2 separate regions of the Homo sapiens genome follow, and region 2 is linked to region 1. A link is an interaction called in ENCODE POLR2A ChIA-PET data of the cell type or tissue named here. Cell type or tissue: B cell. All regions are shown on one strand. Links, peaks and the distances in the headings refer to the core of each region. The heading gives the core; the rest is flanking DNA. Region 1 holds the start of MIR3202-1 (microRNA 3202-1). Region 2 overlaps MECP2 (methyl-CpG binding protein 2).

Region 1 (8,729 bases), core at 164-5,163:
TACATCAGGAACACACACATCCCCTGTGCGGAGATCTGTGCTTTATGTCTTTGAAAGTAAGTTGTCGAGATCACAGCACTCCACCCCTCCACACCGAAGCCCGCAGCTTCTCAGGAAAGGGCAGTCTTGTGTGATCAGTGCATATCATCACACACAGGATGTCTGACACTGGCACCACGCTGCCATCTCAGAGTCCATTTCAATGCTGGGGGTCATCGGTTTTCAGCAGGTTCTTCCCTGGGTTCAACGCGTCTTCCCGCCAGAGGGATGGAATCTTGGGTGAGTGTTGAAATGCGTCAGAAACAAAAACGCAAAGTGGAACTGGAGCACGTCACAGACCTTGGACCAGAAGTGGCCTGTGAGGCACTGGAAGAGACGCCACCGTGCGAGCTGATGGTCACACAGCTTGAGGACCACAAAGCCCAGGCAAGAGAGCACCCCCAAAGCTAAGTAGGTAGCCGAGGTGGTGCTGCCATAGTGCCTGTGGGTGCGCAGCGCCTGCCCCACAGCGGCCACCACGTGAGCACCCAGTGCGACCTCGAAGCCCTGGGGATGCAGCAGAGCGAGGCCATAACTGGCCAGGGAGACGCACTCAAGAGAGAGGAACAGCCAGGGCCGCCAGCCGCGGTCTAGGTAGAGGCACCAGGCCACGGGCCATGCAAAGATGGGCAGTGTGAGCCACTGGTCCAGCACCGCGGCACGGCGCCACTGCGTCCACAGGCGCAGCCACTGCACGGGGCCATAGAGCAGGGCCATGGCTGCGAACACGTCCTTCAGGTAGCGGGGACCCAGCCCCATCGCGCCGCCCCTGTGCAGCCACGACAGCCCCAGCAGCGTGTAGGCCATGTTCACGAGTGAGTTGAACGGCATGGCCAGGAAGGCAGGGAGGCCGGCCACGGGCGCCTCGGCGTAGTGCTCATAGCCCACTTGCACGGAAACACTGTCGAAAATGCCCGTGAACACAGCCACGGCACAGAGGCCACCGGCCACGGCCACGTGCACGAAGGCCTGCCCCCACTCTGGATTCATCTGGAACCGGCGGCGTGACCTGGGGCAGGGAGCTTCAGAGAGCAGCCTTCAATACGCAGCCTCTGCAGAACACTCTGGGCCTCCCGGCTGAGCCAGCAGAAAGAAGCCCCGTGATTTCGTGATTTCCGAGGCAGATGCTGCGACCTTGCCCCGAAGGAAGGCAGGAGTCCTGCTGATTGGCTGGCGCCAGCGGAGGAACGTTCTGCCTTTTTCCTTTGTGGTTACAAAAGGAGTGTGGTTAGAAAACAAACCGTCCCCAGCACCGCCTCCATGTTCCTGACCCCCGGCCTCAGGAGCTACCAACCATCTTCACTGGAGAAGCAAATCAGAGTGAAACCGCTGCACACTGACTCTCTCAAGCCTCTAGAATCCTCTATCACCCCTTTCTCCTGGCACCTAGGAAAATCCTGCCCATCGTCCTAGTTTCCTTAAAGCCACTGCATCTACAGACAAGACCTGTCTAGCTCTGTCATTACAACTCAGAATGCGCCTTCCCATGTCAGTGTGTTATAAAAGTGGACGTCTCCAGCCCCAAAGCCCTTTTCACCAAATACCCAGCTGAACTAGAGACCATTAGATGGAGTCCGAGCTCTGGCCTCTGACACAAGGTGGGGGATGGAGGAGGAGGAGGATTCACCGTCTGCCACTCAAGCACCAGGCCGGGAGGCAAGGGGGTGACCCGCAGGCTTCCCAGGCCAGCTTCCCTGGCTCACTCGCCTGCCCTCTCCTGAAGTGCCAAGCCCCAAATCACCTTCTTTCCTCAGGCCACCATAAAGCCTTCTGTCTCCTTCAGTCACAGAACCAGAGAGACAATTTAATTACCACTGACTGTCAACTGCTTTGGGGCCACTGGTGCTGTAAGTGAGCCCTAGTAGCTGAGAAATACATTAATATGGAAGGGAGAAGAGCTTTAATGCTCTGAAAATGACTCCAATCATTAAAGCTCTTCTCCCTTCCATATTAATAAATTTCGCACTCAAGAGGGTGGGCGGGTAGGCGGGCTCAGGGAGAGAGAAGGGTGGGCTCCAGTTCCTGGTCAGCTGATGCCAGACTGTTCAAACCTTGGCTCTCCCACTTACTAACCATGTGATCTTGCACCTTAACTGTCTTGGGCCTCGGTTTGTGCACCTTTTTTTTTTTTTTTGAGACGGAGTCTCACTCTGTTGCCCAGGCTAGAGTGCAGTGGCACAATCTTGGCTCACTGCAACCTCCGCCTCCCAGGTTCAGGTGATTCTCCTGCCTCAGCCTCCCTAGTAGCGGTGATTAGAGGCGTGTACCACCATGCCCGGCTAACTTTTCTATTTTTAGTAGAGTTGGGGTTTCACCACGTTGGCCAGGCTGGTCTTGAACTCCTGACCTCAAGTGATCCACCCGCCTCAGCCTCCCAAAGTGCTGGGATTCACAGGTATGAGCCACTGTGCCCAGCCCGGTTAGCTCACCTTTGACCTAATCGCTTAGAAGTTCCAGGCCTGGGAGGGATCTTAGAAACCATCTGTGCCAGCCCCGGCATTTCACAGATAAAGAAACTGAAACTCTAGCAGTTTGACTTGGCTGAAAGTTACAGTGAGGAGGAGCAGAAACCCAGGCATGCCGCCTCCTGGCCCCAGGTGCTCTCTGCTCACCTCCCTGGAAGAAGCGCCAGGAGGGCTTCCACGTGGCTTCTTCCTTGCTTTCTGCTGCCATGGCCTGGGTATTTTTATTTAGACACGGGGGTCTTGCTCTGTTGCCCAGGCTGGGGTGCAGTGGCACAATCACAGCTCACTGCAGCCTCCACCTCCTGGGCCCAAGCTATCCTCCTGCCTCAGCCTCCCAAGTAGTTGGGACCAGGGATATACCACCACCTTGCCCTGCTAATTTTTTTTTTTTTTTTTGAGACGGAGTCTTGCTCTGTTGCCCAGGCTGGAGTGCAGTGGTGCGATCTTGGCTCACTGCAAGCTCCATCTCCCGGGTTCACGCCATTCTCCTACCTCAGCCTCCCTACCACAGCGCCCGGCCTGCCCTGCTAATTTTTGTTAAAAAAATTTTGGGCCAGGCATGGTGGCTCATGCCTGTAATCCCAGCACTTTGGGAGGCCAAGGCGGGTGGATCACGAGGTCAGGAGATCGAGAGCATCCTGGCTAACACGGTGAAACCCCGTCTCTACTAAAACAATACAAAAAATAGCCAGGCGTGGTGGTGGGCGCCTGTTGTCCCAGCTACTCGGGAGGCTGAGGCAGGAGAATGGCGTGAACCCTGGAGGCGGAGCTTGCAGTGAGCTGAGATCGCGCCACTGCACTCCAACCTGGGCGACAGAGCGCGACTCCATCTAAAAAAAAAAAAAAAAAAAAATTGTAGAGACAGGGTCTCACCATGTTGCCCAGCCTGGTCTCGAACTCTTGGCCTCAAGTGATCCTCCTGCCTTGGCCTCCCAAAGTCCTGAGATTACAGGAGTGAGCCACTGCACCCAGCTAAACCCCTCTTAAGTTGAAAGTCCAGTTCCTATATTTTCGACTTATGATGGGTTTATCTGGACATTACCCTGTTATACATCAAAAAGCATATGTAGCTGGGCATGGTGGCTCACATCTGTAATCCCAGCAATTTGGAAGGCCAAGGTGAGAGGACTGCTTGAGTCCAGGAGTTTGAGACCAGCCTGGGCAACAAAGTGAGACCCTGTCTCTACACAAAATACATAAAATTAAATTTAAAAAATAAAATAAAAATTAGCCAGGCATGGTGGTGCACCTATAGTCCCAGCTCCTCAGGAGGCTGAGGCAGGAAGATCACTTGAGCCCAGGAGATGGAGGCTGCAGTGAGCTATGGGCCACAGAGCAAGACCCTATCTCTAAAAAAAAAAAAGCTAGGCGCAGTGGCTCACACCTATAATCCTAGCACTTTGGGAGGCCGAGGCAGGTGGATCATCTGAGGTCAGGAGTTTGAGACCAGCCTAGCCAATGTGGTGAAACCCCGTCTCTACCAAAAATACAAAAAAATTAGGCCGGGCACGGTGGCTCACGCCTATAATCCCAACACTTTGGGAGGCAGAGGCGGGTGGATCACTTGAGGTCAGGAGTTCCAGACCAGTCTGGCCAACATGGTGAAACCCTGTCTCTACAAAAATACAAAAAAATTAACCAGGCGTGGTGGCGCACGCCTGTAATCCCAGCTACTTGGGAGGCTGAGACGGGAGAATTGCTTGAACCCAGGAGGCAGAGGTTGCAGTGAGCCAAGATCGTGCCATTGCACTCCAGCCTGGGCGGCAGAGTGAGACTTCATCTCAGAAAAACAAAACAAAACAAAACAAAACAAAACAAAACAAAACAAAACAAAAAATTAGCCAGGTGTGGTGGCACATGCCTATAATCCCAGCTACTCGGGAGGCTGAGGCAGGAGAATCGCTTGAGCCCGGGAGGCGGAGGTTGCAGTGAGCCGAGATCACGCCACTGCACTCCAGCCTGGGCAACAAGAGCGAAACTCCCTCTCCCCCCCAAAAAAAAAAAAAAAAAAAAAAAAAGTGGCCAGGCGTGGTGGCTCACGTCTGTAATCCCAGCACTCTGGGTGGCTGAGGTGGGTGGATCAGTTGAGGTCAAGAGTTCAAGACCACCCTGGCCAATATGGTGAAACCCCATCTCTACTAAAATACAAAAATTAGCCAGGCGTGATGGCTCATGCCTGTAGTTCCAGCTACTTGGGAGGCTGAGGCAGGAGAATCGCTCAAACCTGGGAGGCGGAGGTTGCAGTGAGCCAAGATCGTGCCACTGCACTCCAGCCTGGGCGACAGAATGAGACTCCGTCTCAAAAAAAAAAAAAGTATCTGTATATGCAGACCACTTAGCACTATTTTATTATTACTTCATTTTATTTTGTTTTTTTGAGACAGACTCTTGCTCTGTCGCCCAGGCTGGAGTGCAGTGGCGTGGTCTCGGCTCAGTACAACCTCTCCCTCCGGGGTTTGAGTGATTCTCCTGCCTCAGCCTCCTGAGTAGCTGGGATTACAACTAAAATTAGCCCGGCTAATTTTTGTATTTTTAGTAGAGACGGGGTTTCACCATCTTGGTCAGGCTGGTCTTCAACTCCTGACCTCGTGATCTACCTGCTTCGGCCTCCCAAAGTGCTGGGATTACAGGCATGAGCCACCGTGCCTGGCCTATTTTATTTTTTTATTGAGACGGAATCTTGCACTGTCTGCACTGTTGTCCAGGCTGGAGTGGTGTGATCTTGCCTCACTGCAACCTCTGCCTCCCGTTTTCAAGAGATTCTCCTGCCTCAGCCTCCTGAGTAGCTGGGATTACAGGCGCCCGCCACCATGCACAGCTAATTTTTTGTATTTTTTTTAGTAGAGACAGGGTTTCACCATGTTGGCCAGGCTGGTCTCCAACTCCTGACCTCAAGTGATCCGCCCGCCTCGGCCTCCCAAAGTGCTGGGATGACAGGCGTGAGCCACCACACCTGGCCTATTTTATTTATTTTTTGGGACAGAGTCTCGCTCTGTGGGGCAGGCTGGGGTACAGTGGCAGGATCTCGGCTCACTGCAACCTCCGCCTCCCGGGTTCAAGCGATTCTCCTGCCTCAGCCTCCCGAGTAGCTGGAAGTACAGGCGGGCCATCACGCCCGGCTAATTTTTGTATTTTAGTAGAGATGGGATTTTGCCATATCGGCTGGGGTGGTATTGAACTCCTGACCTCAACTGATCTGTCCCCCTCAGCCTCCCAAAGTGCCGGGATTACAGGCGTGAACCACTGTGCCCAGCCTATTTTATTATTTTTAATAGCATATAGAGTGACATTTTGATACATGTATATAATGTATAATGATCAAACAAGGTAATTAGCATATCCATCACCTGGAACATTTATCATTTCTTTGTGTTGGGAACATTCCAAATCCTTTCTTATAGTCTTTTGAAAATACACAAGAAATTGTAGTTAACAGTGCTCACCCTACAGTGCAGAACAGCAGGATCCATTCATGCTATGAAGCTGGCATTTTGTATTTGTTATCCGACTCCTCCGAATCTTTCCCTACTCTCTAATCTTTCCAGCTTCTAATACCCACTATGCTTCTATTTCCATGAGCTTGATTTTTTAAATATTTTACATAAGAATTAACACATACAATATTTATCTTTCTGTTCCTGGCTTATTTCACTTAACATAACGTCCTCTAGGCTCATCCATGTTGCCACAAATAACAAGATTTATCTTATTAGTTTGTTTATTTCTTTGAGACAGGGTCTCGTTCTGTCTCCCAGGCTGAGTGCAGTGGTGTGATTGCAGCTCACTGCAGCCTCCACCTCCCAGGCTCAAGTGGTCCTCTCACTTCAGCCTCCCAGGTAAATGGGACCACAGGCATGTTACCATGCCTGGCAAATTTTTAAATTTTTTTTGAAAGACAGGGTCTTGCTATGTTGCCCAGACTGGTCTCAAACTCCTAGGCTCAAGCGACCCTCTCACCTTGGCCTCCCAAAGTGCTGGGATTACAGGCGTGAGTTACTGCACCCAGCCAATAGTTTTTTATTTTTTTTATTTTTTATAGTTGGTTTTGGTTTTTTTTGAGACAGGGTCTCGCTCTGTCACCCAGGCTGGAGTGCAGTGGCACAATCTCGGCTCACCACAGCCTGCGTCTCCCAGGTTCAAGCAATTCTCCTGCCTCAGCCTCCCAAGTAGCTGGGATTATAGGCGCCTGCCACCACACCTGGCTAATTCTTGTATTTTTGGTAGAGATGGGGTTTCGCCATGTTGGCCAGGCTGGTCTCGAACTCCTGATCTCAGGTGATCTGGCCGTCTTGGCCTCCCAAAGTACTGGGATTACAGGCTTGAAACACCGCGCCCGCCAACAGTTTATTTTTAAATGGCTCAATAATATTCCATCATGTATCTATACCACATTTTCTTTACATATCAATCCACTGGTGGACACTTAGATTGCTTCCATATCTTAGCTATTATAAGTAGTACAAAGGCACGAAGAACCTACATTGGGGAAAGGATGGTCTCTTCAATAAATGGCACTGGGAAAATTGGATAAGTATGTGAAGAAGAATGAAAACTAGGCCCCTATCTCTCACCACACACAGTAATCAACTCAACATGGATTAAAGACTTAAAAGTAAGACCTGAAACTATAAAGCTACTAGAAGAGGCCAGCGCGGTGGCTCACACCTGTAATCCCAGCACACTGGGAGGTTGAGGCGGGCAGATCACTTAAGGTCAGGAGTTCTAGACCAGCCTGGCCAACACAGTGCAACCCCGTCTCTACTAAAAATACAAAAAGTAGCCGGGCGTGGTGGCGCACATCTGTAATCCCAGTTACTCAGGGGGCTGGGGCAGGAGAAATGCTTGAACCCAAGAGGAGGAGGTTGCAGTGAGCCAAGATCACACCACTGCACTCCAGCCTGGGGCGACAGAGCAAGACTCTGTCTTTAAAAAAAAAAAAAAAAAAAAAAAAAAAAAAAGGCTGGGTGTGGTGGCTCACACCTGTAATCCCAGCACACTGGGAGGCTGAGGCGGGCAGATCACCTGAGGTCAGGAGTTCCAGCCCAGCCTGTCCAACATGGTGAAACCCCATCTCTACTAAAAGTATAAAAATTAGCCAGGGTGGTGGCATGCGCCTGTAATCCCAGCTACTTGTGAGGGTGTGGCAGGAGAATCGCTTGATCCCAGGAGGCTAAGGTTGCAGTGAGCCAAGATTGTGCCACTGCACTCCAGCCTGGGTTTCAGAGTGAGACTGTGTCTCAAAAAATAAATAAATAAATAAATACAAATAATAAAATAAATAAAATAAAACTACTAGAAGAAAATGGGGAAATGCTCCAGGAAAGATTTTATGGCTAAGACCCCAAAATCACAGGCAACAAAAACAAAAACAGACAAATGGGAGTATATTAAAGTAAAAAGCTTTTGCACAGCACAGAAGCAATCAACAATGAAGAGACAATATAGGAGAAAATATTTGCAAATGATTCATGTGACAAGCACTGTTTATTTTTGAGGTGCAATGTCCATCTGCCCTACTGCAATTTAGGCCCCAAATGGGTGGGACAGGGTCTGATTCCTTGCTCTTCCTCAGATGCCCAGTGAAGCCCTGCTCAATTTCAATTCAATTATATTAAAGAACAAAGCCAGCACCTCTGCTCCCTTTTACCAGTCCTGTTTGCTATTTCACTTCTCAAGCAGGTCCTGGGGCCCACCGCATCCTCCTGGGCCTCATTCTCAGCCTTCTTGCCTTGGAGTTCCGTTGCTGAGGAGGGCCACCAGGCTTGGCATGTGGGTGCCCCATTGCCCTCTGAAGCATGGTGTTGCCACACAGGAACCACAGTCCTCACTATCACTCCATACGTCCTTGCTTCACACAAGCCTGCCATCTCAGCATGGGGCACCCGAACTCCTCCTGCCCCGTCCTCCCAGTCAAAAAAGCCTCTGGGTCCAGGGGTGTGCACACCGCAGCCCCAGCATCTTTGAGCAGCCCTGGATGGGATCATGTCTGCCCTGGCTTTCCACCCTTCCATGACCAGCTTCCCATTCCATGTCCTGGATCATGTCCCAAAGTCTTGGCCAGACTTAAAGTGCCATCCCCATCCAGCCCTGTGAGCTCCTCAGGCCCAGCTCTGTCCTGGAAGCCCTTTGCCCACTTCGCCTGGCCATTGCCCTTGACTCAGCTGTCATTTCCTCTCAGGCACTTCCCCGTTCAGCTCCTGACTCCAGCTGAGACACCAGCTGAGG
Region 2 (15,804 bases), core at 4,561-9,560, 71 kb before region 1:
CTATAACAGCAATTATTATTTCTCACACATGGGTCTGGGTCAGCTGCAAGATGGGATTCAGATCTGTTCTCAAGCCTGTCGTTCCAGGACCCAGGAGGGAGAAGCAGCTGCCAGGGGAAGTCTCTTCGTAGGCGGAGGTCAGGAGTCCAAGAGGAGTGAGCAGAGTCACAGAAGCCTCTTAAAGCCTCTTCTTCCCCCATCCCATCAACACGTGAGCAAGCCCAGAGTCAGTGGGTGGGAGGTGTGCTCCGCCCATAGTCAGTAGAACAAGAGCAAGCTTGAAAGAGAACGATGAACAGGAGTGCACTCGGCCACTGTCTCCTTAGCCATAACGTAGTCCCATGGTCTGCTGGGAAGCGGGGAATAACTCTCCTTAGCTGAGCGCAGGGTCTCATTAGTAAGGCAGATGGAGAACATGGATGTTGGGGGACAACTGGCAGTGCCTGCCACAGGGGAATGGATATATTCCCTCCCCTTGCTCTCTGGAAACTAGGGGATGGCGATGAAGCCTAGGTTTGGCCAAACCCATTCTGCCTTCAGGGACTTTGACTCTTGAGGGACAGTGAGGGATTAGTCATGGTGGTGGCAGTTGAGTCACAAAACCAGCAGTGGTGGCTAATGTCCAGTGATGACATGCAACAGTGCCCAGGGTGGGTGTCCCAACCAGCAGGTCCCTGCAGTATAACCTTGGCTGTGTTTGCAGTGGTGCAGCCTCTATTCCTGCTGCTTTTCTGAGCCTAGTTCTCTAGTTCTCTCTCCATTTCCAGATCTGCTGCCCAAGAACTCCTTTGTGATTGAATTTAACCAGAGTTGATTTCTGTTGCTTGAAACTCAGGACCTTGATGCAGTGTGCAGGGTCTGGGCAAGGTAAAAACACACTTTCATGATTTCGCCTCAAGTATAGTAGATGAGCTTAGGCTTTTTGAGCCAGGTAGCCTTGGGATTAATTCTCAGCTCTTGCACCTAGCAGGTGACCTCAGCAATCAAGTCACTTGCCCTCCTTGAGCCTCAGTGTTGCCCTCAGTTAAACATTGCTCTCGTGTGTTGCTGAGCATTCAGTGAGATTGTATATAAAGTGATCATTGTGAAGGTATTGGGACATAATTTGGGAAAGCGTCCTGGTCTAAGCTTTTGATTGGCTCTCCATCATTTGGGTAATGGGATAGTGATTTAGGAGTATCATAGCAGCTCAAGGGGCCCTTCTGGAAAGGGTATGAGGAAGGTCAGGGACAAGTCTGAAATGAATCATCCTAGGCTTAATGCCTGTGACTGGGCAGTGGGTACAATTATCTCAGGCTAGTCAGTAGTCATTTATTGTGAGAATACATGGGCAGATTTTTTAATTTCCTTCTCAGTCTAGACTTGAATGCAAACAGTTCTTATTGCTAACTTACCACTAGTCACCACTAATGAACAAAGACTATGAACAGGAAATTCATAAAAGAAGAGATACAGATGGCCAATGAAGATAGGAAAAGAGTTCTGCCTGCTGGTAATCAAAGAGATGCAAACGAGAACAAAAATGATGCCTTTTCACCTACCAAATTTGTCAAGATTAAAAAGAAAGCAAAGAGCCAGCGTCAGCTGATGTTCATACCTGCACCTGCTCGGTAGCTTGCTAATGTTCTGCCTGCTCCACACGCCAGGCCAGCCTCCACGGCGCAGCCAGGTGAGGCCTTTCCTTGTATACAGGCACGTTTGGATTCACTGTTGCATAAGTGAGACATGTGCATGCTTCACAATTCAGGAAGTGCAAACTCCAGAGTGATGCAAGGTCTGAGTGTCCCTGCTGCCCTGGTCTCCCAGCTGCCTAGGCCTCTCTTCAGGGAACGGCTGCATCCAGGGTCTTGTCTGTGTCTTTTGAGGTGTTCTATGTACACGCAGACACATCTAAACCTATTTTTATTTTCCCTGCACCTGCTTGGGCTACTGTAAGCTGTTAAATTTTTTTTTCTAGGAATTTGTCCATTTTGTCTGACTAGCATAAAGTTGTTCATGTTATAGTTTATACATTTGCAACATCTGTAATTATGTCTGCTTTTTCATTCCTAGTGTTTGTTGTTTACTTGTACCTTCTCCCGTTTTTCCTTGTCTTGGTAAAAGCTCATTAGGTTCATTGGTCTTACAAGAAGCAGACATGTAGGCATTATTGCCCTGTATTACTCTGTGTCTCTTTTCTAGTTCATTAAATTCTGCTTTTGCTTTTATCTTTATTATTTTTTCTATGGTCTTAGAGTACATTCTCTGTGTTTTGTTGTTGTTGTTGTTGTTGTTTGTTTTTTGTTTTGAGAGAGAGAGTCTTGCTCTGTCGCCCAGGCTGGAGTGCAGTAGTGCAATCTCAGCTCACTGCAACCTCCACCTCCTGGGTTCAAGTGATTCTCGTGCCTCAACCTCCCGAGTAGCTGAGATTTACAGGCATTTGCCCCACACCCGGCAAATTTTTTGTATTTTTAGTAGAGATGGGGTTTTGGCATGTTGACCAGGCGGGTCTCGAACTGCTGACGCCAGGTGCTCCACCCGCCTTGGCCTCCCAAAGTGCTGGGATTACAGGCATGAGCCACCACGCCTGGCCCTAACTTCTTAAGTTATAAATTTGGTTCATTGATTTTTCTACCCTTTTTTCAAATGTAAACATTTAAGGCTAACCCTCTGGAACTACTTCAACTGTATCTAGCAAGTTCTGATAGTATTGTCACTTTAAGTTAGCCCAAAGATATTTTAAATTTTCTTTGTTTCTTCCTTTGACTCACATATTATTTTAAAATGTGTTTTTCAATTTCCAAGCACATGGCTTTGGGTTTGTTTTTTTTTTTTCCTAGTTGCTCTAGAAAAAAAAATTGACTGCATGAGGTGGCTCATGCCTGTAATCCCAGCACTTTGGGAGGCCGAGGCGGGCAGATCACCTGAGGTCAGGAGTTCGAGACCAGCCTGGCCAACATGCCAAAACCTCGTCTCTACTAAAAATACAAAATTAGCCGGGCATGGTGGCACACACCTGTAGTTCCAGCTACTCGGGAGGCTGAGGCAGGAGAATCACTTGAACCGGGAGGCAGTGGTCACAGTGAGCCAAGATTGTGCCAGTGTACTCCAGCCTGGGCAACAAGAGCAATACTCCGTCTCAAAAAAAAAAAAGAAAAAAAGAAAAAATCAACTTCTAACTAAATGGCACTGTGATCAAAGAACTTGGTCTGTGTGACACCAGTTCTTGCAGTTGGTTGAGAAGTGCTCCATGACACATTATCCACAACCAGTGGACAGAATATGTCACCACCAAGCATGGGTGCAGGATTCTACATATATTCATTACCTCTGTCTTATCCGTTTGTTGTGAAAGTATTTTCTCTTCTTACTGTCATTTTGTTTACTTGATTTATCAACTGATGGAATACGTGTTAAAACCTACTGTGGTGATGGACACATCAGTTTCTCCACAGAGTTTGGTCATTTTCATTTTATTATTTATTTTGAGGCCACATTTTCAGTTTTAGATACAGTTTCACATTCCTGGTGTATTGAACCCTTTGGTATTATGAAGCGACCATACTAATATGTTATTTTTTTTTAAATTATTATTTATTTTATTTATTTTTCTTTCTTTTTTTTTTTTTTGAGACAGGGTCTCCCTCTGTCACCCAGTCTGGAGTGCAGTGGTGCAATCTCAGCTCACTGCAACCTCCGCCTCCTGGGCTCAAGTGGTCCTCCCACCTCAGCCTCCTGAGTAGCTGGGATTACAGGCTTGCACCAGCGCGCCTGGCTAAGTTTTTGTATTTTTAGTAGAGACAGGGTTTTGCCATGTTGCCCAGACTGGTCTCAAACTCCTGGGCTCAAGCAGTTCACCAGCCTTGGCCTCTAAAAGTGTTGGGATTACAGGTGTGAGCCACCACGCCCGGCCATCCCAGTTTTTTATTTTCCTCCTTTCTGTGTCTTTATGCATCAGTGAGGTGGAGCTTTTGAAAATGTCAGATAGCTAGATTTTTTTTTTTTGAGACGGAGTTTTGCTCTTGTTGCCCAGGCTGGAGTGCAATGGCGTGATCTCGGCTCACTGCAACCTCCACCTCCCAGGTTCAAAACAATTCTCCTGCCGCAGCCTCCTGAGTAGCTGGGACTACAGGCACGTGCCACCACACCCGGCTAATTTTGTATTTTTAGTAGAGATGTGGTTTCACCATGTTGGCCAGGCTGGTCTCAAACTCCTCACCTCAGCTGATCACCCGCCTCAGCCTCCCAAAGTGTTGGAATTACAGACGTGAGCCACCATGCCCAGCTGATAGCTAGATTTTTTTTTTTTTTTTTTTTTTGAGACGGAGTCTTGCTCTGTCGCCCAGGCTGGAGTGCGGTGGCGCGATCTCGGCTCACTGCAAGCTCCGCCCCCCGGGTTCATGCCATTCTCCTGCTTCAGCCTCCAGAGTAGCTGGGACTACAGGTGCCCGCCACCACGCGTGGCTGATTTTTTTTTTTTTTTTTTTTTTGTATTTTTAGTAGAGACGGGGTTTCACCGTGTCAGCCAGGATGGTCTCGATCTCCTGACCTCGTGATCCGCCCGCCTCAGCCTCCCAAAGTGCTGGGATTACAGGCGTGAGCCACCGCACCCGGCCTCGAGATTTTTTAAAAAATCCATTGTCTGTTTCGTCCTTTAACATCTATTTGATTTCTGATGTATTTAGATTCATTTATAGCATATTTGTGCATTCTATTTTTCCATATTTTCTGTTCTTTTAAATTTTCCTTCTCCTTTCTTGCCTTCTCTTAGACTTTTAAAAAAATTGTAGTAAAATACACATCACCTAAAATTTACCATTTTTAAATGTACAGTTCAGTGGCATTAAATACAAATTGGAGGCCAGGCATGGTGGCTCATGCCTGGAATCCCAGCACTTTGAGAGGCTGAGGTGGGAGGATTGCTTGAACCTGGAGGTCGAGGTTGCAGTGAGGTGTGATCACACTACTGCTATAGCCCAGGCAACAGAGTGAGAACCTATCTAAAAAAACAAACAAACAAACAAACAAACAGATTGGCATCACACAGTGTGTGTGCTGCTGTGCTGTGCTGTTATCATTTAACATTAAAACATAAACATCAGCACTGTTATGGACTGAATGTTTGTGTCCCCCAAAATTCCAGTGTTGAAGCTCAAACCTCCAATGTGATGTTATTTGGAGATGGGGTATTTGAGAGGTGGTTAGGTTTAGATGAAATCAGGAGGGAGGGTGGGTTTCGCATGATGAGATTAGTGTCCTTATAACAAGAGACAGCAGAGAGCTTGCTTTCTCCACCATGTGAGTATGCAATGAGAAGGCAGCCATCTCCAAGTCAGAAAGAGAGCCCTCACCAGGGGCTGAATGTGCTGACACCTTGATCTTGGACTTCTAGCCTCCAGAACTGTGAGAAATTTCAGTTGAATAGGCCCCCCAGTCTGTACTATTTTGTTATAGCTTGAGCAGACTAATACACCCATGTTATGAAAAGCTATAAACATCCCTTTAAAGGCCACCTAACGCGTCGTATTACCTCATGCATCTTCTCTGCTGAGCTTTCCAAAAGAGTGGCTTAGGCTGGGCCTGGTGGCTCATGCCTGTAATCCCAGCACTTTGGGAGGCCAAGGCAGGTGGATCACCTGAGGTCAGGAGTTCAAGACCAGCCTGACCAACATGGAGAAATCCCGTCCCTACTAAAAATACAAAATTAGCTGGGCGTGGTGGCGCATGCCTGTAATCCCAGCTACTTGGGAGGCTGAGCCAGGAGAATCACTTGAACCTGGGAGATGGAGGGTGCAGTGAGCCGAGATCGTGCCATTGCATTCCAGCCCGGCCAACAAGAGCGAAACTCCATCTCAAAAAAAAAGAGTGGCTGGCCGGGCGCAGTGGCTCACGCCTGTAATCCCCGCACTGTGGGAGGCCGAGGTGGGTGGATCACGAGGTCAGGAGTTCAAAACCAGCCTGGCCGAGATGGTGAAACCCCGTCTCTACTAAAAATAGAAAAACTAGCCAGGCGCAGTGGCAGGCGCCTGTAATCCCAGCTACTTGGGTGGCTGAGGCAGGAGAATCGCTTGAACCTGGGGGGCGGAGGTTGCAGTGAGCCAAGATGGTGCCACTGCACTCCAGCCTGGGTGACACAGTGAGACCCCGTCTCAAAAAAAAAAAAAAAAAAAAAAAAAGTGGCGTATGTTCCCGGTCTCCACCTCTCATTCGCCAGCCCCTGTGACCAAACCCCTGGGATTAGATCTCCATCGGGTCCCTCCCCTCACCCTAACCTCACATGCAGTGGTTCCTGAGAAGCTGCTGTTTATCTGATCACGGGATCCAGCAGGATCTGAGGGCTCATTCACTGAATCTGTACTACCCAACAAGGCAGGCTTGTCCTTACCCACACTTTTCAGGTGAAAACTTAATCAGATTCAAGCGTTTATCTTAGTGGCCTCTTCGTGGTGTGTGATTTCCTTCTTGCAGCTCTTTACTGGCTAAAACTCTTCACTGGGAGTTAAACCAGGTGTGGTCCTTGACCCTCATCATTTTGTCCCATCTCCTATGCTGGGCTCTGTATCCTTGTCTCCAAGCAGTCTCGTGTGACAGGGAAGTTACCTATTATTGTATGGTCCCCTCTTCTTGTCACCTCTGGTGTGGCACTTGTTCCATTTCTTGTTCAATGAATGTGATTTGTGAATGTGCCACATCTGTGGGAGGAAGGCAGTTCGCAGCAAGAGTTGTAGTTCCCTTGCTTTGCCCTGAGGGCCAGGACTTTACACTAGATTTTTTTGTTGCATTCCTGCACTCATAAAGTACACGTAAACTTAGAGGTGGTGTGTTAAATGCTAGAACTTAAAACTGAGTTCAGCTAGGCTCAAGTGCCCCACAATTTTTGTCCCACCAGACAATTTCATGAATATCTACAGATTGTTCCCTCAATATGCCTCAATATTGAGGCATATTGATTTGGGGAGCACAGACAAGTCAAGGTTGATGTGCATCCGCTGAACATGATCTTAAGTTGTTGAAGTAGGTATTATTAATGAACGAACGTCTATTTTAGCTCCAAGAGCCCCTGGTCTTCCAGAAGAGACTCCCAATGATCTTCCAGAAGCAGCTGGGCTTCTTTTGGTCCTCCCCCACCCAGGTGCAGTCCCGTTCTCCCTGCCTGGGTGAGTTTGATTCCTCTGCCGTGGAATAGGCTAGGCTGCTACCTCTTGAGCCTCTTCCACCAGGCCATCCATTAGGTGGCGACAGAGAGCACTAAAAGGAACTACTATGGAAATAAAACTTGTTTTGCTTCTTGGGGGGAAAAAAAAAGAAAAAGGCTTGTGGGGCGTGTGTGCATTTTAGTCAGATTTTACTGTGCAAAACATTTGAGAGATTTCTGCCCTCTTTCTCCCTTCCATTCTTCTCAACCCACTGGGCGCCCTACCACCCCTGTCTCCTTCAAGATAAGGTAGATCAGAAGACCAAATAGACAAATGCCATGTCCACTGTTTTCTGTCACAGTTGATAGCCATACCAGTCACCCAAGCTGGAAACCCAACAGGCCCCTGCCCTTCACTGCCCACATCCAAGGGAGCCACCAAGTCCCACAAATTGTTCCTTTAACTGTTTGTCCCTCTTTTGTCTTCTGTCATCCCTTCTACCGCTGTCCTGGTTCAATCCCTCATCTTGCTCTGGGACTCCCATGATAACTTATGATCTTTCCTCCACCTCTCTATCTTCCACACAATCCCTATCATCAATCTCATTCCCCTGCTTTAAACCCAAGAGTGGCACCCTGTGTTTGAGTGACATCAGGGCCCCTCATGTGGCTCCTGCTTCTCTTTGTGGCCCCTTCTGTTGCTGCTGCTTTTCTTATGGACATAGCCCTCAGCAGTCCAGGACTGCTTGTAGTTCCTCCCAGGTACCATGTTTCTTGCACTCCTGGCCTTTGTCATTGGCTCCCCTGCCCAAGTCCCCTTCTCTTCTCCTTTCCTTCCCCTGTGGCCTTGCCTTGTCGTGCTTATCCTTGAAGACCCTGTCAGGTATCTCTTCCCCAAAGAGCCCTGCCTAACCACCGCCCCCCTCCCCCCCGCGACACACACACCTGGGTTAGGCCCTGCCTCTCCACGCCTGTGCCTCCTGCCAAGTCCTCAGAGGTCTCTGATCCCATGTGCCTCCAGGCATGGCATAGGGGGACTGTGACACAGCCTCTCGGCCCACAGACCCCTGATTGTGGGCTTGCTCACTGCCCCAGTCAGTCCTCTTATTGAGGATTCCGTGCCAGTTCCTGACTCCAGCACACACACGCATGTAGGCCGCCCTCCTAGTGCCTGGCTCCTTCCCTGTCTCTTCTGCCACTCATTCCCATGGTCGTATCCTGGAGTTGGTCATCTCTGGAACTCCACCCACGGAGTTCTAACTTAGCTCTGCCTATGATGAGGACTTACTGTCTTCCCAGCTTGCAGTGTCAACCACTGTTTGATGCCCCTGGGACTCCATTGGTCTTCCCTCCTCTTGTGAACTGTGCCCATCACCAGACGAACTTGTTTTAGAATTTACCATCGTAACTGAGCTCCCTTCAGCGCATACCTCCTTGGCTCCTGCTCAGTCTCTGTTTCTCCTTTTAGCCAAACTCTCTAAGAGTTCTCTCCACTCATGGGCCCTCTTCCTTGCCTGCTGCTCCTTGCTCAGCTTGCTCCATGAACACTTGCTTTTCCACATTCCATGAAATAATCTTAACAGTCATCAGTGGCTGTCACTCCTTCTCAGCCCTTTCCTTGTGTCTCTTCTGGTACCTCATACTCTCCAGGTGGCCATCTCACCTCACATCTTGAACCCTCTGGGTTTGGGAGAATTCTCACCTCACGAGTTGATGGGAGGCCTGGCGACCTCTGATTGTAGTCACTGCAAATGCCAGATGCTTATTTGCCTAGCTTCCCTTTCGGTCAGGGCAGCAGTTGGCAAACGGTATCTCAAGGGCCAAGTCCGGCCCACTGCCTGTTTTCGTAAATGAAGCTTTACCAGGACCCAGTTCCACCCCGTCCTTTGTGCATTGTCCAAGACTGCTCTCCTGTACAACAGCAGGTGGGCTGGTTGTGACAGATACTGTCTGGCCCACAAGGTGGAAAATACTATCTGGCCCCTTACAGAAAGAAATTACCTGAGTTCTACACGAGGGTGTAGGTATGTACCCTGGCCTCTGCCAGTCAGACTCACATGCTAGGAGGAGCAGGGCCAGGCAGGAGAGCCGTGTCTCCTGGCATTGGGGCTGCAGGAAAGACGAGCTCCTAGGCCACAGTGCCAGTGGCCAGTGCTGCTGCCTTGCAGGGTCGCACAGGCAGTGCTGGCTGTTTGGACTGGCTTGGCAGAAGGATTTGAAGTATTGTTCCTAGCCAACTGGACTCAAACCTGTTCCTCCAACCCTCTAGGGATTCTCTTATCACCCAGTAGCCTTTTCCCCCTAGTTTTAAAAATTGCAGTAAAATACACAAAAGATAAAATGTACTGCCTTAACCATTTTTAAGTGTACAATTCTGTGGTATTGAGCACATTTATATTGTGCAACCATCACCACATGCATCTTCAATAGCTTTTCATCAGTCCTTGTCTGCATAAATCAGCTAGAGTTGGTTTCTATTGATTGCCACCAATAATCTTGACAGATATGTCTGATCTTCCTTCTCTGCACTGACTCCTCTTTCTCTGTCTCCTCTGCTGATTCTTTCTCCTCATCACAACTCCAAATAGCAGGGGGAGGGTTGTTTACACTTATATTCAGCACGCCCTCACGCACTCGCCTGGCTCTTCAGACCTCTCCCCTGAACTCCAGATTCATACATCCAGCTGCCCTTTAGGCCTCTAGAAAGCTAAATACCTCAGTATCAAAAACATGAGAAACGGAAGCCAGAGTCCTGGATCTCTCGCCCTTTCGCTGTCCCGGTGCCCATGCCCTTCAGGGATGGCACCTAGACCAGCTCCCTGCATCCCTGCCTAGACTCTGCAGTAGTCTCACGTGGCAGACCCGGAGGTCACTCTCCTCTCTGGATGCCCTGCGGACACTCCGGTTAGCCTCAGCTGCAAGAGCCTCCTCACCCAAGGTCACGCCATTTCCAGGACAGCACCCTGGTGACTGAGCGAGGTAAGGGTACAAGGCCCTTATAGGGCCTTCTCTTTGACTTCTTCCCACCTCCCTTTATGGATGTCAGTTCCTGATGAACATCTTACACCTCAAACCGTGACCCAACATCTGCTTCTGCAGAGCCCCCCTGTGGCATCTTGTGCCCTCCTGCCCCACTCCCTCTACTCTATATCTTCCCATAGTTAGAATGGGCTTTTTTTTTTTTTTTTTGAGATAAGGTCTCCCTTTGTCACCCAGGCTGGAATGCAATGGCACAGTCACGACTCACTGCAGCCTCAACCTCCTGGGCTCAAGCAGTCCTCCCACCTCAGCCTCCCAAGTAGCTGAGACTACAGGTATGCACCACCACACCTGGCTAATTTTTATATTTTTTGTAGAGACTGGGGTCTCCCTATGTTGCCCGGGCTGGTCTCGAACTCCCAGGCTCAAGCAATCCTCCCGCCTTGGCCTCCCAAAATGCAGGATTACAGGCGTGTACCAGTGTGCCCAGCCTCAGATGGGCTCTTTGAAAAATGTTTATTAGATCAGGTTACTCCCTTGAGAAAAACCCTCTCAGAATAAAACCCGAAGTCCATTACTTGAAAGCAGAGCCAGCTTCATGGGCCTTTGTAACTGCCCATGGGCTTGCTGGAACCCAGGCTTGGTTTAATACTCTACTCTCACCATCTCAAAATTCTTAATTTTTGAACAAGAGGCCCTGCATTTTCATTTTGCACCAGGCTCCACAAATTGTGTAACTGGGCCTGCCTCAGCAGCCACATGGAACATGATCCCTCCTTGCCTATTTGAGCTCATTCTCTACCATTCTCTCCCTTGCTCACCTGGCTCCCACTGCTCTTGCTCTTCCTGGAACTTGCCATAATGTTGCTAGAGTCAGAGCCTTGGCTCTTGCTGCTCCTCATTGGCTGGACCCCTCTTTACTTGACCTGCTCCCTCACCACTCACTTCCTTCAGATCTGTGTTCAGATTTCGTCTTCTCAGAGAGGCTTTTGGCCCCTGTCCATCTCTCTGAATTTACCTCTGACCTCTCCCCCACCACCACTGCGCTAAGCTGCCTCAGAACTTTGTAGACATTCTGTCTGGTCTTCTGATGTTTCCCCCTTGGAAGAATCCCAAGGTGCCTGAAGAATGCTTTCTTTATCCTTGAAGTTGAGTAGGTTGACTAGAGTCTGGCTTGCTATTGAGCATTCTTTATCAAATTGTCCTGGGAACATGGTGTATTCTTTCAGTCTGCAGATGTAGTCGTTGCTGTTTCAGGTCAGCTCTCTTATGGATCTTTGACAGCATCTTCTGTTCCATTTGTTGAGTTCTGTACTTCAGGGACACAAATTCCTCATGTTGGATTGTCTTTGTCTCTCTTCCAATGCTATTAGCTTTGCCGTAATTGGTTTAGCTTTTGTCTTTTTCATCTGCATTCACTTTGTCTAATTTGATTTTCAGCTATGTATATTCTGTTTCTGGCTGTTTTTCAATGTATTTATTAGTTTCATAATGATGTGTTTTGGTCTGCAGTTTGTTTCTCTAGGTTGGAAATTTGTCTTTTCATCTTATTCTGTTTTATCATCCCATCTTTGAACTCTTTTATTGGGAACATGTTCTTATGAAGTTGTGGGGAATTTTTTTCCCTTCCTTGTGTATTCTCTTCTTGGTGGGAGACTTTGCCTTTCTCGTGCCATCTCCCTCCCTGGGCCTCTTTTTTTTCTTCTGGCCATAATATGTTTGCCTAGTTACCATGTCACTTCTTTTCGTCTTGGCTCAGGCTTGGATGGCTCTGCATAGTCGTTCTGTTTGCTTTGAGACAGTGGAGGAATTCTTGGCTCTCTCTTCCCAGTTTCTTGGCATCTTCTCTTGCTGTTTTCCCCTCTGAGCTATCGCGTGCAGGCTTGTTATCTTGTATCCGGAGAGAATTTGCACGCTGGAGGGAGCTGCAGCCATGTAGTCTTCAGCCCTATCTGGATTCTTCTCTTTGTTCTAAGAACTGTGTTGGATGTCTTACTAAGGCTCACTCTAGCTGCACGAGGGATGTGTGTGCCATTTCCATGGGGATAGGGGGCACCTCAGTCTCTGGGTGGTTCCATAATCTGTGTATACCTAAGAGCAGTTGCTTCCCACAGAGCTGGGCTGGCTCACTGGGCACTTTGCCATTTCTCCTGCACCTCCCAGCTGGAGTTTCTGGGTCTAAAAGGAAAAAGTGAAGGACTCCCACTTGGTTGCTTCTCTCCAGCTTACTGACTGCAAATTCCCAGGGCGTTGCCCGCTCCCTAGGGTGGTTTCTGGGGGACGGGGCAGGAGCCTGGCTTTGCTGCTGCTTTGTCCTCTGGAGTCTTTTCTCAGACTGCTTTGAATTACACCCCTTTCCTTTGTGTGCTGAAATCTTCCCTTCACACTCTCCTTCCCTGCCTTTCTTTTGTGTCTTATCTTACTAGGACTGGAAGAGGGCAGTTGTGCAGGAGGTCTGCATCTAATTCCCTAATCCATGTGAGAGTGCTCCTGTTGTGTGCTTTGTGACATGATGGTGAGAAATACTCCCTAGAGCAGTGGCTACCAGAAGGAAGCCATCCCCCCCCCTGCACACACACACACACACACACACACACACACACACACACACACACACTCCTTCTGGCTGTCCTCAGATGCCTATTCTAGGTAAATGTCAGATTCCAAAGAAAATCCAGTTGAGATCTTTTTTCTTTTTTTGAGACGAGAGTCTTGCTGTGTTGCCCAGGCTGGAGTGCAGTGGCACAATCTCGGCTCACTGTAACCTCCGCCTCCTGGGTTCAAGCGATTCTCCTGCCTCAGCCTCCCAAGTAGCTGGGACTACAGGCGCGCACCACCACACCAGGCTAAAATTTTTTTGTATTTTTAGTAGAGACAGGGTTTCACTGTGTTGGCCAGGCTGGTCTCGAACTCCTGACCTCGTGTTCTGCCCGCCTCAGCCTCCCAGAGTGCTGGGATTACAGGCTTGAGCCATCGCGCCCGGCCTCCAGTTGGGATCTTGACTGGAATGACTGGTGTTCAATCATTATAGTTTCCACCTAATTTGTATTTGTACACAGGACAGTTACTAATTTGTTGGTACTTGTTTGATCCCCAGTCCCTAGAGTTGTTTATGGGGTGGAGCTTCAGTCCCTGCTGCTTCCCCTGTGGCAGCAGCTGGAGTCAGGGTGGGGACCCAGGGTGCTGCTGGCAGATTCTTGAGACAGGTAGAATCTCCTCTATATTGGTGTCTCTCTCTGTCCCAGCAGTGCCCAGGAAAACCTGGCCAGCCTGTCACTGACCTCTCCACCTAGGGCACTGGTGGTTCAGGTCCTTCTATTTGCCACCGGCAAACCGTACTTCTGCCAGTCTGGCTCTTAGGCCCAGTTTCTCTGATCTTGCAGATTTTCTTGGGCTCTGCTACGGAATCCTCATACCTCCGGCAGGTCCCTCCTTTGCCCATGTGTTTAACTGTGGTGGAATCGTGTGAGAGCTGCTTCTCTCGCATGGATCCCAGCCACACCACATTCTACAGCGGTTCCTCTGAAGGCATTGATAGAGATATTTCCTCCTGTTTTGCATTTCGTTGGTCATTTCAGTAGAATCAGGGTGAAATAAACATGGGGGCTCAGATGTCAGCATTACGAACCAAGTACGTCAGGCAGGCTGATGTGGACTGACCTACACTAGTGAGACGCAAGATGACGAAAACAAGGGCACTCACTCCAAGTTACTGATGAGATGTTTGGATCAAATGAGCCAGTCCTTAAGCAGAGTTCTCTAGTAAAAGAGATCTCCTTTCTGCCCTTTCTTGTTCCCCAAAATGTGTTGCCTTCATGGTGAAAATTTATTTTGGCAGATTTTCTCTTCTTTGATAAAAGCAGCCAACACTTTGTTAAAAGTCTGTGAAACTTATTTACATGAAGTATGTAAAGGTAAGAAAAAAACATTATCAACAAGAAATGGAGAAAGCCAGCAGCTGAGGACAGAAAAGTCATGCACAGTGTCAGTGTCTATGGAAACAGGCCACTTGGACCTTGAGGACTAGGTATTTGGAATTGGAGGTGAGCTTGGCCTGGTGAGTCTCTAACCACTTGTGTGTAGGATCAGTGTGAGAACCCTGCTAGAATATAGTGGCAGAGATGCAAGGGGAAATCATTGGAGAAGTTACCAGGGAATGATGAGCTAATCTGAAAAAAATACATGTTTCTAAGTTGGGCGTGGTAGCTCATCTGTAGTCCCAGCTACTTGAGAGCCTGAGGCAGGAGGATCGCTTGAGCCCAGCCTGGGCAGCACAGCGAGACCCTATCTCCCTAAAAAAAACTTTTTCGTTGTTTAGTTTTGGGATTTTTTTTTTTCCTGGTCTTTTTTCCCCCTTTTTGTGAATAACGGGATCTCACTATGTTGCCCAGGCAGATCTCGAACTCCTGGGCCCAAGCAATCCTCCTGCCTCTGCCTTCCTAAGATTACAGGTATGAGCCACTGTGTTAAGCAAAAAAACTTTTTTAAATGAAAATCATTTTTTAAAAGACAGGCTTTCCAGGGGAGGGTATTATTCCACTTATATGAAGTGTCAACAGTAGGCAGATTTGTGGAGACAAATAGATTAGTGGTTACCAGGGGCTGAGAGGAGTGGGAGTGGGGAGCAACTGCTTAATGGGTAAAGGGTTGTCTTTGGAACTAGAGAGTAGTGATGGTCGCATGACATTGTGAATGTACTAAATGCTATTAATGATAAATTTTATGTTATGTGTATTTTACCACAATTAAAAAAAAAAGATCAAATGTCCTCAGAATAGCCAACAACCTTCCACTTGGCTAAATGCCTACTCATTAAACTTCTTGAACTAAATTCCTTTCTGATTGTCATGGTTATTGTGTCCTGGGCTTCAGAGTTTCACATTCAGGTTGGCTTGGTCCAGTCTGTCATGTATCACTATAGGTCCCCACATTGGCCTCTTCCTCAGACGGACAGCCCATCTATCTGCCGGGGCTCTGTGCCACAGCCAGATAGACTTGCTCTGAGACAGCTGTGTGGGCTCTGAGCACTGGCCAGGCATCACAAAACCTATCTTTATGATTTAGAATAATTGGTGGTCAGCTGCTGTTTTAATGTTGTTGTTTTTTTTAATTTAGATATAATTCACATACCATGAAATTTACTCATTTAAAGTGTACAATTCATTCTTCAGTATAATTCATAGGCTCACAGAAAAAATTGTTTAAAAATAAAATGTGCAATTCAGTGTCTTTTAGTACATTCACAGAGTTGTGCAACCATCGCCTCTGTGTCATTCCAGAACACTTTCAGCACCCAAAAGAAACCCCAGACACAGGAGCAGTCACCTCTTATTACCCGCAGCCCCTGGCAACAACTCATCCACTTCCTGTCTCTATGGATTTGCCTATTCTGGACATTTCCTATAAATGGAATTATGCACTATTTGGCCTTTTGTGTCTGGCCTCTTTCACTGAGCGTAATGTCCTCAAGGTTCATCTGCATTGTAGCATGTGTCAGAATTTCTTTCCTTTTTGAGGCTGAATGATATTATATCCTATAGATAATGAGGTTTTGATTATCCACCCATCCCTTGGGAATGCATATTTGGGTTGCCCCCACCATTTGGCTGTTGTAAACTGTGCTGCCATGAACACTGGTGTACGGATATCTGTTTGGTTACTGGTTTTGGTTTTTTGTTTGTTTGTTTTGGTTTTTTGAGACAAGGTCTTGC

Evidence for each region. Peaks named below come from ENCODE experiments on the same cell type or tissue, not always from the same donor. Only the 100,000 strongest peaks of a DNase experiment are listed, where the experiment ranks them.
Region 2: POLR2A ChIA-PET joins it to region 1 with 6 read pairs; 9 of 35 experiments call an interaction of 5 or more read pairs at or near these places.

The regions. Positions count from the first base shown.
Region 1 is chrX:153,974,363-153,983,091 of GRCh38, reverse strand. TMEM187 (transmembrane protein 187) reads right to left here. Exons shown (of 2, transcript NM_003492.3): 2 at 1-1,242. The coding sequence starts at 1,029. The coding sequence ends at 244. MIR3202-1 (microRNA 3202-1) reads right to left here and starts at 1,995; the gene lies at 1,915-1,995. It overlaps MIR3202-2 (microRNA 3202-2), which reads left to right and starts at 1,916; the gene lies at 1,916-1,994. RefSeq lists an enhancer at 2,509-2,618. In B cell, for the core only: no CTCF peak of the experiment used is centred there; DNase peaks (open chromatin) are centred at 1,211 and 2,458; H3K4me3 peaks cover 737 bases; H3K27ac peaks cover 2,360 bases.
Region 2 is chrX:154,042,806-154,058,609 of GRCh38, reverse strand. The region is part of intron 1 of MECP2 (methyl-CpG binding protein 2); the gene reads left to right. Among named protein-coding and RNA genes, the nearest start is that of MIR718, 31 kb to the right of the region's middle. In B cell, for the core only: a CTCF peak has its summit at 7,190 (motif pointing right); a DNase peak (open chromatin) is centred at 7,209; H3K27ac peaks cover 286 bases.